Regions from separate parts of the Homo sapiens genome. Here region 1 is linked to region 2. A link is a contact called in ENCODE Hi-C or POLR2A ChIA-PET data. All regions are on one chromosome and are shown on one strand. Each heading gives the region's core, a stretch centred on a gene start or an enhancer-like site at or near the end of the contact. The rest is flanking DNA. Distances are from core to core; before and after follow the strand shown.

What was found. Hi-C counts contacts between places; a loop is a spot of excess contacts on that map. ChIA-PET counts read pairs that join two places held with the same protein, here RNA polymerase II (POLR2A). Pooled maps may share reads with other maps.
Region 1: a loop to region 2 is called in a map of mammary epithelial cell, with 3 times the contacts of the local background. The contact joins the enhancer-like site here to the promoter of MIR31HG in region 2. A Hi-C loop is called at or near these places in 7 of 168 maps with a recorded cell type or tissue (CD4-positive, alpha-beta T cell, CD4-positive, alpha-beta memory T cell, aorta and 4 more) and 7 of 50 pooled maps. POLR2A ChIA-PET finds 5 or more read pairs at or near these places in 8 of 52 experiments (CD8-positive, alpha-beta T cell, HCT116, Panc1 and 4 more).

Annotation. Positions count from the first base shown.
Region 1 is chr9:21,608,123-21,614,670 of GRCh38, forward strand. No RefSeq gene overlaps it. Among named protein-coding and RNA genes, the nearest start is that of MIR31HG, 52 kb to the left of the region's middle. Within about 2 kb of position 3,954, at least 3 of the 41 ENCODE cell types and tissues checked have a DNase peak (open chromatin) inside an H3K27ac peak, as active enhancers do; they include HCT116 and mammary epithelial cell, where a contact is called at or near this core.
Region 2 is chr9:21,556,145-21,562,411 of GRCh38, forward strand. MIR31HG (MIR31 host gene) reads right to left here and starts at 3,654. Exons shown (of 3, transcript NR_152879.1): 1 at 3,345-3,654. RefSeq lists an enhancer at 2,429-3,215.

The DNA.
Region 1 (6,548 bases), core at 2,704-5,203, 52 kb after region 2:
TAAAAACACACTTTACGTTGCTTTACAGTTGAATTCACACACCTGGTTTAATCTGGAAATTGGTATACATCATTTTAAAAGTTTTAATTAACTAGTTCTATTTGCAATGCAAATAGGTATATTTGCATGTATTTAATTGTATTTAAAGCAGAGATGATTTATCAAGAGCAGAAGTTACTCCATTATTTAAAGTCCCACAGGTGTTTGCCTTTCACATTCTAGGACAATTAGCTGACTTGCACTAATTTGGGACTTGTACTAACGTTACAGTTAGTATGCATAGGACGTCATCGAAAACAAATGAGTCACAGGAAAAATTGTTTTATATAGAGCGTTAACTCTTGTCATTAACTTAGATGATTTGACTCTGGCTGTAAGACCAAATGTAGTGAGGAGCGGAGACAGGGAGGACAAAAGAGAAGAAGCTGCTTCCTCCTGCCTTTAGTACAGGGTTCAAAGGGTATGTCTGCACAAAATCCTAGGGCCAGCACTGACATATGAGTTTTCACATGCATATGGAGTGAGAAGTTGACTGAGCGTGTGCCTGTAGCCCTGAGTGGGTTTTCTTTTGCCTCCCTGTTGAAACATAAAATACTGCACTCACCAGTAGAGAATGACTCATTTATGGAGACCCCCTTGAAACTTAAGGCTCCAAGAACCTGTGTGTAGTTTTCAGGAGGACCAAAACAGGTCCAGGGCAAAGCAAGCTTGATGGAGCACTTGCCAGCAGCCAACTGCACAGGATTTAAGATGGTACAACTGGTAATAATAGCACTGAGACAGTGGATTCAGGCTGTGAGGTGGTCCTAGTTTTGATGAAATTGACACTGATATTGATGTCTCTAAGCACATGGGGATGTCAAGATGACTCAGATATATATTTAATGGCCTCCTCTTGCAATGTAATATTTAGAATTCCTTCCCTTTCATGTTTGTAAATCTGGGAGATATTATCACCTGAAAAGCTAAGACAGGCTGGTTCAAAAAACCTAAAAGAGCAAGCTCTGGGGTTTCAAACCTTCTTCCTATGTTCTGTAGTTCAATCTCATTAGACTATTCCACACTGCTCAAACATCCACATTCTTAAATAACTTTGTGCGTCTACTAATTTTTTTCTGTAAATTAAAGTTTTATAACTTCCACTGTGATAACTTCTCTGATTTTTTCATCAGAATTAATTGTTTTTAGTGTCAGAGGTGTGTGAACCAGAGCAAGTCCATCTTCAATAGGGGCTGGGTAAAATGGGGCTGATACTTACTGGGCTGTATTCCCAGACAGTTAAGGCATTCTAAGTCACAGGATGAGACAGGAGGTTGGCACAAGATACAGGTTATAAAGACTTTGCTGATAAAACAGGTTGCAGTAAAAAAGCCGGCTAAAACCCACCAAAAACAAGATGGCAATGAGAGTGACCTCTGGTTGTCCTCACTGCTGCACTCCCACCAGCACCATTGCAGTTTACCAATGCCATGGCAATGTCAGGAAGTTATGCTATATGGTCTAAAAAGGGAAGGCATGAATAATCCACTCCTTGTTTAGCATGTAATCAAGAAATAACCAAAAAATGGGCAACCAGCCTCCCTTGGCGCTGCTCTGTCTATGAAGTAGCCATTCTTTTATTCCTTTACTTTCTTAATAAACTTACTTTGTCTTTACCCTGCAGACTCACCCTAAATTCTTGTGTGAGATCCAAGAACCCTCTCTTGGGGTCTGGATCCAGACCTCTTTCTGTAACACTAGCTCTGGGAAGAATCCTAACTTAACACTGTAAGTATGCTATTCAATTTAATCTTTATAACAACCATATAAAGCAATTCTCATAAGCTCCATTTTACAGATAAGGAAGATGAGGAAGGGTTCAAGAGTTTAAGTAACTTACCCAAATTCAAACTGATAATAAATAGTGGTGACATGATTATAACTCACACCTATTTGTGACTCAGGAACTGATTCTCTCCTGACTTACTATGATGTGCCTCCATCTAACCCTTATTTCAATATCTCACATTATAGTCATGTATGTGACTGTTTCTTCCATAAATTGCTTAAAGGAAGGTATTATTTACTCTAGATGCCTGTTGCCACTACAATGCATTACATATGCAAATTTTAATGTTCGTTGTAATAAAATTAAATCAAATTCCTTTTCTGCCACTTTCAACCGAGATATTTTTCAGCTGTTGTAACCTCTAACTCTGATTCTTCTTTTTTTTTTTTTTTTTTTTGAGATGGAGTTTCACTCTTGTTGCCCAGGCTGGAGTGCAATGGCATGATCTCGGCTCACCACAACCTCCGCCTCCTGAGTTCAAGCGATTCTCCTGCCTCAGCCTCCCGAGTAGCTGTGATTACAGGCATGCACCACCACACCCAGCTGATTTTTTTGTATTTTTAGTAGAGACGGGGTTTCTCCGTTTTGGTCAGGCTAGTCTCGAACTCCCGACCTCTGGTGATCCGCCCACCTTGGCCTCCCAAAGTGCTGGGATTACAGGCGTGAGCCACCGCGCCCGGCTAACTCTGATTCTTTTGGTAGAGATAGGGATACTCATTAATTTAGTCACCACATGAGGGGTGAGTGAATCAATGCTGATGCTGGTAAATTTTTCACTTTTATACTTCTGCAATGCTGACAAGGCTGCTGATGTATGACAAACATCTTGGCTCAGCTCAGATGAATAAAACCAAATTGTTTGTACATGCTAATGTAATAGATGGCCCTCTTTGCTCTTACAGAAATTGCAGCTTGATTATTAATTATAAATGCCCTAGGACTATGTGCTTTTGGCAAGCTACAAGTTCTTCCTTGTCTAAGTTTTTCTTTACTTTTCAGAATGAAAAATGAAGAAATGAGCCATATTTGTATCAAGGGAAGTACACAGTTACAAACCAAGCTATGGTTTTGAGAATTTAATTACTATTGCTAATCTGCTTAAAAGTGACTAAAACCAAATAAGTGGCTCAAATTTTTGCTTCATAGATTCTTTATAGATGCAAAATACATTGACCCTCCAGACCAATACATTTTGGCCTTAACACTGGAGCAGCAATTGGCTTTGCTCTAGACCTGTATAATTCTCATTTTGCTTGATCTCCTCAGGAGATCAATGTGCACATCAGCACATTTCCCCAACTCTCAGTTGCCAAATTAGCATCTCCATCTGCCCTGTCTACACAAGTTTGTCGGATTATTGAACTCCTGATTGGCTACATTCTGACATAAGTGCTTTCTTTAGATAACACCTTCCCTTCCTTGTTATTGGTTTTTCTTGGGTTCTGTCTTTGAATTTACCTGTTCTTTCAAAGGACTCAGCAGGCTGCATGGCTGCAAAGCAGGTGCAAGGGCTAAAAAGACTCAGCAAATTATACTCTAAGAGCAAAGTCCAAAGAGTCAGAGGGGAAAAAAAGGAAGAATTAAGATAATTCCAAGAGAGGCCACTATGGAAGTGAACTATTGATCTTTCTGTAGAGATGAAGAACAATCTGGGAGGTATAAGGAGAAGAAAATTAAATTGACAGTCATCTATTTTAAGTGGTCCAAACCAAATGATCAAACCAAAGCATTTCATTGAGTTTCTTGAACTACCACTGGTTGTTGCAAAAATGTATTCAATGTCATTAAAACAACTCTTATTTGTCTAATTCAACTGAATTGTTCAACCTTCACTTAGTGTTTCAGCCTAGCAAAGGAAATATGAGAATGAGCAAAATCCTAGTTATTTTTACAGGCTTAATTGCATTCTTACATTTCCAAATGACAATTCACCCTAGAAAGCCCCACCCAATTGAATTTCCTGCTCTTCATCTATTTTTCACAAGTTTCTCTTTCTAAACTTATTCTTTCACTCACCTTTTCCTCTCCACATCTTTTCAAATTTCAAAGAGGCAGTGGTTGGGGCATAGCCAGGTTTGGGCAATAGGCTTAGGGCAGGAAGGTGTGGTTAGGGTGGAGGTGGTAAGAAGGCATTCTAGCTCTTTTATTTTCGCATTTCAGGTCTTGGTAAAATGCAGTCTTTGTATGTGTGGGTGTTTTTCTATGATGTGCAGGTATGCACAACTCTATTCCCTCAAATGAGTAACCATGAGTATGTCAATCTTGGAATAGCCTATGAATTTATATTACCTACAGAGGAAACTGTGCAGTCAGAGGCAATTTCACATGGTGCTCAACTTTCCAAATAATGCAAACAACCAAAATTATTTCACAAAAAGAAATTAGGGAGATTGATTTTTTTCATTTCATTTTTGAGTGGGAATAATCATATTCTCAGTAAGGCATTTATTTGAAAATCATCACTCTGAATGGATAAATACCTTCATAGGCACAAGCCAAATTTAATTCAGCATTGTTATGGCAACATCAACATAATAAACTATTAATTTATTAACAAAAGGCAATAATTTAGTTATATACAGGGAGTTTCTGAGAACATATGCCCAGAAATCTTTATAGAAAGATGTTTTGTGAACAGTTTATGGCTTTGGTGTTAAGTGTTTAGAAATGATGCTCTGTAGCCAGGCACGGTGGCTCACGCCTGTAATCCCAGCACTTTGGGAGGCCGAGGCGGGCGGATCACCTGAGGTCAGGAGTTCGAGACCATCCTGGCTAACACGGTGAAACCTCATCTCTACTAAAAATACAAAACATTAGCCGGGCGTTGTGGCGGGCGCCTGTAGTCCCAGCTACTCAGGAGGCTGAGGCAGGAGAATGGCGTGAACCCGGGAGGCGGAGCTTGCAGTGAGCCGAGATCATGCCACTGCACTCCAACCTGGGTAACAGAGCGAGACACTGTCTCAGGAAAAAAAAAAAAAAAAAAGAAATGATGCTCTGTAGTCAAAAAATGTTGAAGCAGAATGAAGCCTTAGAGACTACCTGGTACTATCTGTCACTTTACAGAAAGAAAATGGGTAGCTCCTAATTGAGTAACTCCAGGTCATTCCCCTCATTAGAAGTAGAGGCAGAGAAGCAGGATCCCTCATTCTGCACCTTCCATTAAGCCAAACTGACTTTTCTTTTCTTTTTTTTTTTTTTTTTTTGAGACAGAGTCTGGCTCTGTCACCCAGGCTGGAGTGCAGTGGCGCAACCTCAGCTTACTGCAACATCCGCCTCAGGAGTTCAAGTGATTCTCCTGCCTCAGCCTCCAGAGTAGCTGGGATTACAGGCGCCCACCACCACGCTTGGCTAATTTTTGTGTTTTTAGTAGAGAGGCGGTTTCGTCATGCTGCCAGGCCTGTCTCAAACTCCTGACTTCAAGTGATTTGCCCCCTCGGCTTCCCAAAGTGCTGGGATTTCAGGTGTGAACCACTGCTCCCAGCCCCACACTGTCTTTTAGGGCTCCTTTTCAATCTAGGATGTCACAATCCTGAGCAAACTCTATCAGGACCATAAGTGTTGAAAGAAATAAAACATTCTTGAGTTTTTAACATTGTAAAGACTAGTGTAGATGGCATAAATGTTCATTGAGACCTTAAGTTCAATCAGGTATAGTTATGCTTTGATATTAATGTCCATATATTTGTCTCCTGCCAAAATAATTATTTTATAGTTATAGCAATTTAAGAAAGTTTCAATGCAATGTAAATAGACATTTAAAATATGTAGAGAGCACTCTGATTCCCAAATTCATTATGAATGACACATGAACAGTGTAAGGGAAGCTTAATTTCACCTTTTTTTCTTATTTAAGAACTCACACAAATTTCATTACAAATAGAAAAGTCAATATTAAGTTGAATTTTCCATACAAGTAGATTTGTAATGGAAAAAGGAGATAGGCGCAACAAACTAACTCCGTATGAAATTTAGAAGGTTGGTTGGAAAAGCCCGTGGCTAATTTTCAGGAGAGGATCAATTCCATTCTGATTTTAGTGAATGATGTGTAATTATCCTTTTCCTTAGATTTCAATTGAAAATTTCTTTTCTTCTTTAGTTCTTAAATCTGCCTTTAGTTATTTGACACAGTACATTTGAAGTAAACATGTAAAGTATACTCAGGGATAAAAAATATAAATTATTTTCCCCATCATAATTCTGTGAATTTGTGTTCATAGATCTGCATAAATTACATACCTTTCTGAAATTTTCTGATGCAATTTAAAAAACAACCTTCTTTTGAGATACTTCTTTTTCTGATTGTTTCTTATCCAATTTTCATTTTTTCTAATTTTTCCAATGATAGGATTCTTTCATATACATTTTTTTCTTTGTAGACACAGGGTTTTGCTTTGTCATCCTGGACAAAGTGTCATCTTGGAGTGTAGTGGCACAATTATAGCTCACTGCAGCCTCGAACTCCTGGGCTCAAGTGATCCTCCCATCTCAGCCTCTAGAATATATGTAACTACAGGTGCTGGCCACCACACCTGGCTTAATTTTTCCAATGACATCAGAGAAGAGAGAGGAAAAACAGGAAGTGAAACAGACAGACAGACTTGGGAATATACGTAAAGGTTATTGTTTTTGTTGGTTTGTTTGTTTGTCATCAGTGTTAACATCAAAATTGATAAGCCATATCGACAGCATATACCCTTTATGTGACTAGAATAGTGCTCTA
Region 2 (6,267 bases), core at 2,404-4,903:
TGTGAAAGAGCTGTGGGGAATTAAGACTCAGAACTTCTTAACTGGCTCAGATTCATATGGACTCAGGCTTATCAGGCAGAACTATGATCAACCCACGTAGCAGGTTTTATTAATTTTCCCTATACAATCTTTCACCGCTCAGTAGTCGATCCTTTGTCAGAGGCAGCACAATCACAGAAATGGAAACTGGGCCACAAACTGCTTAGCATAAATGTTTCCAAGGCCAATAAAAATGGCATTTTTCCCCTGCCATTTGCCCAAAAGTATAATTTTTATTAATATAATTATTATTTTACTTAAAGAATCAGTGCTATTTGGACATTGCTCTTAAATGGAAATTACTTAATAACACATTTAATTTAGAAATTGGCTTCTAAATTAATGCTGACAGCTTGGAAGCTGGTATTTAGACAAAATAGAGTAAGCTGTGTATTCGATAAAGCCATGATTAAGGATTTTCAAATGAGATTTATTTTTTCTGTTGTCTGCTGTATTTTAGTACAACCAATAACTACATCCTGACAAAAAAATTCAATTACATAATAAAGCAGAAACTTCTAGGAAGTCCGAAAGTAAGTTTTGTTCTCAGACTCTTTTTACTCCCCTCCATACTGCAAACCAGCACACATATATACAATCGATTTTTCCCCTTCATCTAGACTCTTACCAAAATTATTTTAATAATTTCCTGGACTGCCTTCTCACATAAGATGTGGATAAAAAAGCCTCAATATCCATAAATACAGCAAGCACTTATATTGTACAAATAAAATAACTGACTTACTTTCTAAACACTTAATTGTATTTAAAAAGATGACATAGTTAAGAAGTCCTCAGTGAAACTACAGTTTATAACACAAAGATCAAATTTCGCTGTTTCTTAGTTAAGATTGACCTACCCTAGATCCAACAAAAGTTGCTGTTTTTTTTCCTCACTTCCATAAAAATTTCTGAATCACTTGGGAGATTATTTCTAAGGAAATAGTTGTGAAACCAAGAAGCTGTTCAAACTTAAGCATCAATTCTTTTGTTAATTCATTTTATGATTAAAAGAACTACCAAAAACATTACTCTCTAAGAATCCTATCATTATATGTATTTTAAAGTGTCTTCAAAAAGCCATTTTATCTTAAAGCTGGATTTCATTCCTCAAATGTTAATAATCTGGGATTGCATCTCTTGCTTTTTTACAGTTAAAATTTGTTTAGAGCCCCCCCGATGTTTATATGCCAAAGCTACCTAGATACACACAATGAAGAAAAACTGTGGCAATTATATGAAAAATATAATGACATCTGTCATTAAATGTCAATGTTTCAAGTAAAACATTTCTTATAAAAACCTGTTACTGAAGAAAAGAACTGTTAAAGTACATGAATTAAAGTATTTTTAATTATCCCAAATACGTACCAACCAAATTTAACTACAGCTTAGTTTTTTAGGCAAACCAAGATGACTATTTTTTTTAATCTGAGAAAAACATGGTATGTAGAAAAATTCTATTTTATTCAGTTCAACACTCTTCACTTGAGGATATGAAATTTATAAGTATGCAATCTCCTTGAAATTGTAAAAATATAATACACAATTTTATACTACCTTCTAATTTTACTTCCTCAAGCATTTGTTGTAGTTTCTAGAATAGCTATCTAGCCATTACACTGTACATAAAAGTGATCCTCCAATTTATTTCCACTTCTAAAAAGATGCTTAAATATAGAATAAAGCATTTCATACCTCCCTTCTCGTTTAAAATTCCAAAAAGGGCCAACAATCCACATTATAGGTTAAACACTTTGTCTCTGTTATACACTTTTCAGAATTTATAAGACTGAAAAATTATAAAATTTCATCCAATGAATAATTCTGTACTTTATTAAAGTCTGGTTTCTCTAAACATTTACCTATCATCTAAGCAATATTAACATGTACAACAAAGTAGTAATATGGTATAAATAGAAAATAAACACTCCAAGCTGATAATTCCATAAGGTCTAATGATTCTATTAAAACAAACACAAATCAAAATTTTCCATTTTAGGGCCCCAAATTCAACTTGAAACATTTTTTATATGATAAGATTAAAGCAGCTGCCCAATTTTCAGGAAGCTCTGTCTCAAGTTAAGGAAAAAAAGAGAAAGGAGGAACTATAGTTCTTTGGGTGACTTAAATCACTGCCTTTTTTACTTTTTTTGCCTTAAAATCAAGATAAAGTTCTCACCTAAAGATTAACCTCTGAAGACAATGAAAAATAACCAGGATTGGACTTTAAAAAACAACTTAAAAGTCAGCCCCCTCATACAAAACTCGACAACAAATAAACCTAGACTTAACTGTCATTTTCAAATCCAATTTTTACCTGAATTGGTAAAAATTTATTTAAAACAAAATGCAAAATACAATATTGTTTCAATTTTGGCCCAGGAGATAAACACTTTAATGCAGAGTTAATAAACTCCAGCGAATAAATAGGATCATTTTCCTAATTTCACTTCAAAGCTGCCAGGATTTCAATAAGGAAGTTCAAAGGCCCGATTCCAGAAACTAGAGGTCCCCGGAAAGTGAGGGGCGTCTGGCCACAGCCTCAGTTCCAAACCAGGTATAGTTCTTGAGCTGTCATTCTTAGTCCTATTACCACTAATACAAGGTCAAAAAAACGGTCCTGTAAGGTGTCAATTAAGGGGTCACTTTTGCCTAAGGTTTCCTTAACTTCTCTCCTAGTGAAGCCGCTCTAAGTGAACATTTCCGCTGTGTTTTTTTTAATGACTGCCATTGTCTCGCTGGAGAATCGGAGGCTCTTTTAGAAGTACTGTTGGAAAATTCAGGATTTTACAAAACATTTTCTCAGCTGTACAGGGCAAAAACAAACTTTAATCCTACTAGCCATGGGTGTAAACCACAAGCCTAATTTCTCTTCTAAGAAGGGAAAGCTTAGTTAAGTTTTAAAGTGACAGTAATTTTAGGTGGTAAAATGAGCTCAACTCAAACATCGCTGTATGAAAGCGCTCTCCGCCAACACGCTCATGGACACACACAACTCCTTCCTCGAGGTTTAGGGACAGAGAGCGAACCTGTGACTTCGGGCCAGGATGACGACCTGAGATTTGGACAAGAGGAGGCGGCGGTTCCGCGAAGAGCCAAGGGCGGCCGGCGCTCCGGGATGCGCCGGACCCCGCGGCGCATCCTCGTTTGGGCGCCAACGGGCGCCGGCGGTCCTCGGACCCGGGTGTCGACTGCCGTGTGCCCACTGCCGTGTGCCCAGGCCCCGAAGCCTCCTCAACTCCTTGAGGGGCGCCTCCCTAGCCAGCTCAGCGCGCAGCGGGACCAAGGCTCTCCCAGCTTACCTGCGGGTCCGAGTAGGAGGACAGAAGCGCCGCCCGGCCTCGCCCAAGCGCACACGAAGGGGCCGCTTCCCGCCCCCCGCACCCCAGACCAGGCGGCTCACGGAACACCGCCTCCCAGCTCTGGCCCGGGACCAGGCGGTCCCCCAGCCGGCTTCGGCGCCGCGGCCGGGGACGCGCGTCTTCCTTCTCCAGGCGCCGGACGTGGAACCTGCGAGCCCCTGGCGGCGCCCCAAGTTATGCACAGGTCGCAGCTGCTCACCAAGCTCCTCCTGGGAGGCCGCCCTGGTCCCCGAGAGGGGCGCGCGGGAGTGGACGTTCCCGCACCTTCGCCCCATCCACACCTGCCGCCGCCGCCGGGGCCGCCAGCGCCGTGGCTCCGCCCCGGCTCCGCCCCTCGCCGCCCCCGGCTCCCGCTCCAGCCGCCGCCGCGACCGCCGCGGAAAGGAGGGGGAGGGAAGAGGCGCCTGGACGGGGCTGCGGGAGCGGCCGTGCTGAGCCTCCTCCCTTGGGCCCGGACGGGACCCAGGTTTCTCCACTGCAACGCAGCTCCCGAGTGACGGAATTTTGTGGGGGAAGCGGCGGCCACTACGCTCGCTTTTGGCACAGTAGCCCTTTGCGGGTGGGAGCTTCTCGCAGTCAGAGCTAAGGGAGAGGGAGTCCACCTGCAAGAGCCAGAGCTCGCCCTTGTACTCTCCGAATGCAAACTTAGCAAATTGAACAGCGGAAGTACTTCCTTGGTCGGACCCCTGCTCTTCTAGGGGTCTTCTAGAAACGTGGCGGCTATCACAGGCCCCGTGGTATAACTGGCATTTGGAAAACGAGGGTGTTTTTCCATCTGGAGTGGCCTCTCTCCTATCCTCAACCCTCCGTGTCCTTCGACGCCTCTCTCAGATGCCATCTCCACCAAGAATTTTTTCCGGGTACCCACCTGCGCCCAGATTTGATTCCGCCCTCTTTGGGACAGCCTGGGTGCTCTGAACCTTTCCACTGCCCCTTCAGGTGTATGAGAGCGCCTTGTGAAATGCATGGGCCATCGTTAGTTATTTTTATTGCAATATGTGGTTTCATATTCAGTACTGTAGTATACAAGCAGAGATATTTATGCTTTCACAACACTTTTCATTTGGGTTTGAATTCCTTAAACATGAAGACTATAGTAAGTTGCCCATCTCTGGAAGTAAATACTGAGGGGTACATGGCAGGGTAATCCGACCCGATGACCTAGCCAGAAGTTCTGGCTGTCCTACTCAACTATGCCCTCCGCAAGCCCAGCATGGTAGCCTTTCACCTGGATTTGAAGGGGAAAATTGTATTTCTCTCTGAATGTAATTACATTTTGGCAAAGGTCAGTCTAGTTACCACCAAAAAATATTCTACGAGTTGAAGGGTGGGGGTGGGAGCGTCAGAGCAAGGTTAATAGTGGTATTTTATTGATTTTGAAGTAAATATAACTCTACGTAGTCATTTGTTCAACCAAAACGAAAAATATTCATCAAATATTCCCTAATAAGTTGGTACTCATTTCCTTAGCCACTTTAAAAAACACAAGTCAAATATAATTGATTATATAAATTGTATTTGCATGAAGATTTGAGTCCAAGGACTATAAGAAAGATTCAAATTTTAAATTTTCTGCATACGATATGGTTAAATAAAATGTTTGTATACTATTTCCTATACCTAAGTGTATGTTTTGAGTTGAGATGTCAGTAGTGTTTAATGGTTAATAGTGTTAAGTAAACGACAGCTAGGAATCACTACAGTTAGCTTAGAACAGGTTGAATTTATGAACTCCCATTTTAAAGAACTGAGAAATCTCAAACCATATGACTGCCTTGACCAAGAAATAAAAAAAATTAAACAGATTCTTAATATTAAAATTTCTGAAAATTTTGAAAAATGAATTTTTAAAATTAACAGTCCTAGTATTTTTAAAAAGCAAATATTTTAGAAATCATGAAAAATGTACCTTAAGATGTAAAAGAGGATAAACCTCAGAGCTAAGGTCTTTTTAAAAATGTAGTTAGTGAAACCTATTCATGGAAAACTCAAAAGCATTCTTTGAAGTGAAAAAAGTACTCTAAATTTATTATGGAAAGTATAGTATCATTGAACTCAAATAGCTATTTTAAACATCGTAATTCTGTGAGTAACAAGAAAAAAAAGCTTTCCTTATATGTGAATCCCACTAGGCAAGACTTTGTCCAAAGTCCAACAGAAAAAAATATTGAATAAACAAGCATAAGCATCTCATTCGTGGAACATATTTTTAAGCTTTTATACAGAAGCCCAAAATAATATTATAGAAAAGATTACACAATTGCATAGCCAAAATTATATATCATAATATTATGAATAGCAAAGAAGCAAAGAAGGAATAATTCACCTCAAATAGCAAATAAACAAAAAGTGTCTTAAGCCCATAGTATCTTTTAGACTTCAACTGAGGCAAGCAAGCTGTTTGGCCCAAGACAAATATACATAATATCACAGTAAACCCAGAGCTAATAGAATACAGCCATAAGAGGCCCACATTGCAAACACACAGGCATCTGTAGCTAAAACTATCAAAGGGGCTTGCCCAGGGTACTTCACATACAACTTTTTGTTCCATCTTACTTCATTATAATGACAGCATCATCTTGAATGTGAGAATTTCCTCCTCAACCTTTACCTGCAAGTAAAAGATGAACCACTACTCATTTTCTAGTTGTACCCTAAAATGAATAAATAAGTCAAAGTTTCTACTGGCATTTAAATTATTTCTAAATATATTACTTACAAAGCTTAATGTATTATTTTAGTGATTAATAATTTCTGTACCATAAAACTTGTTCTGTATTAGTTATCACGTCTTTATACATCCACTGGTAATCAAGGACTTTCAGAAGAGAGTAGAATACAATCTTTATTTTATTTAAAG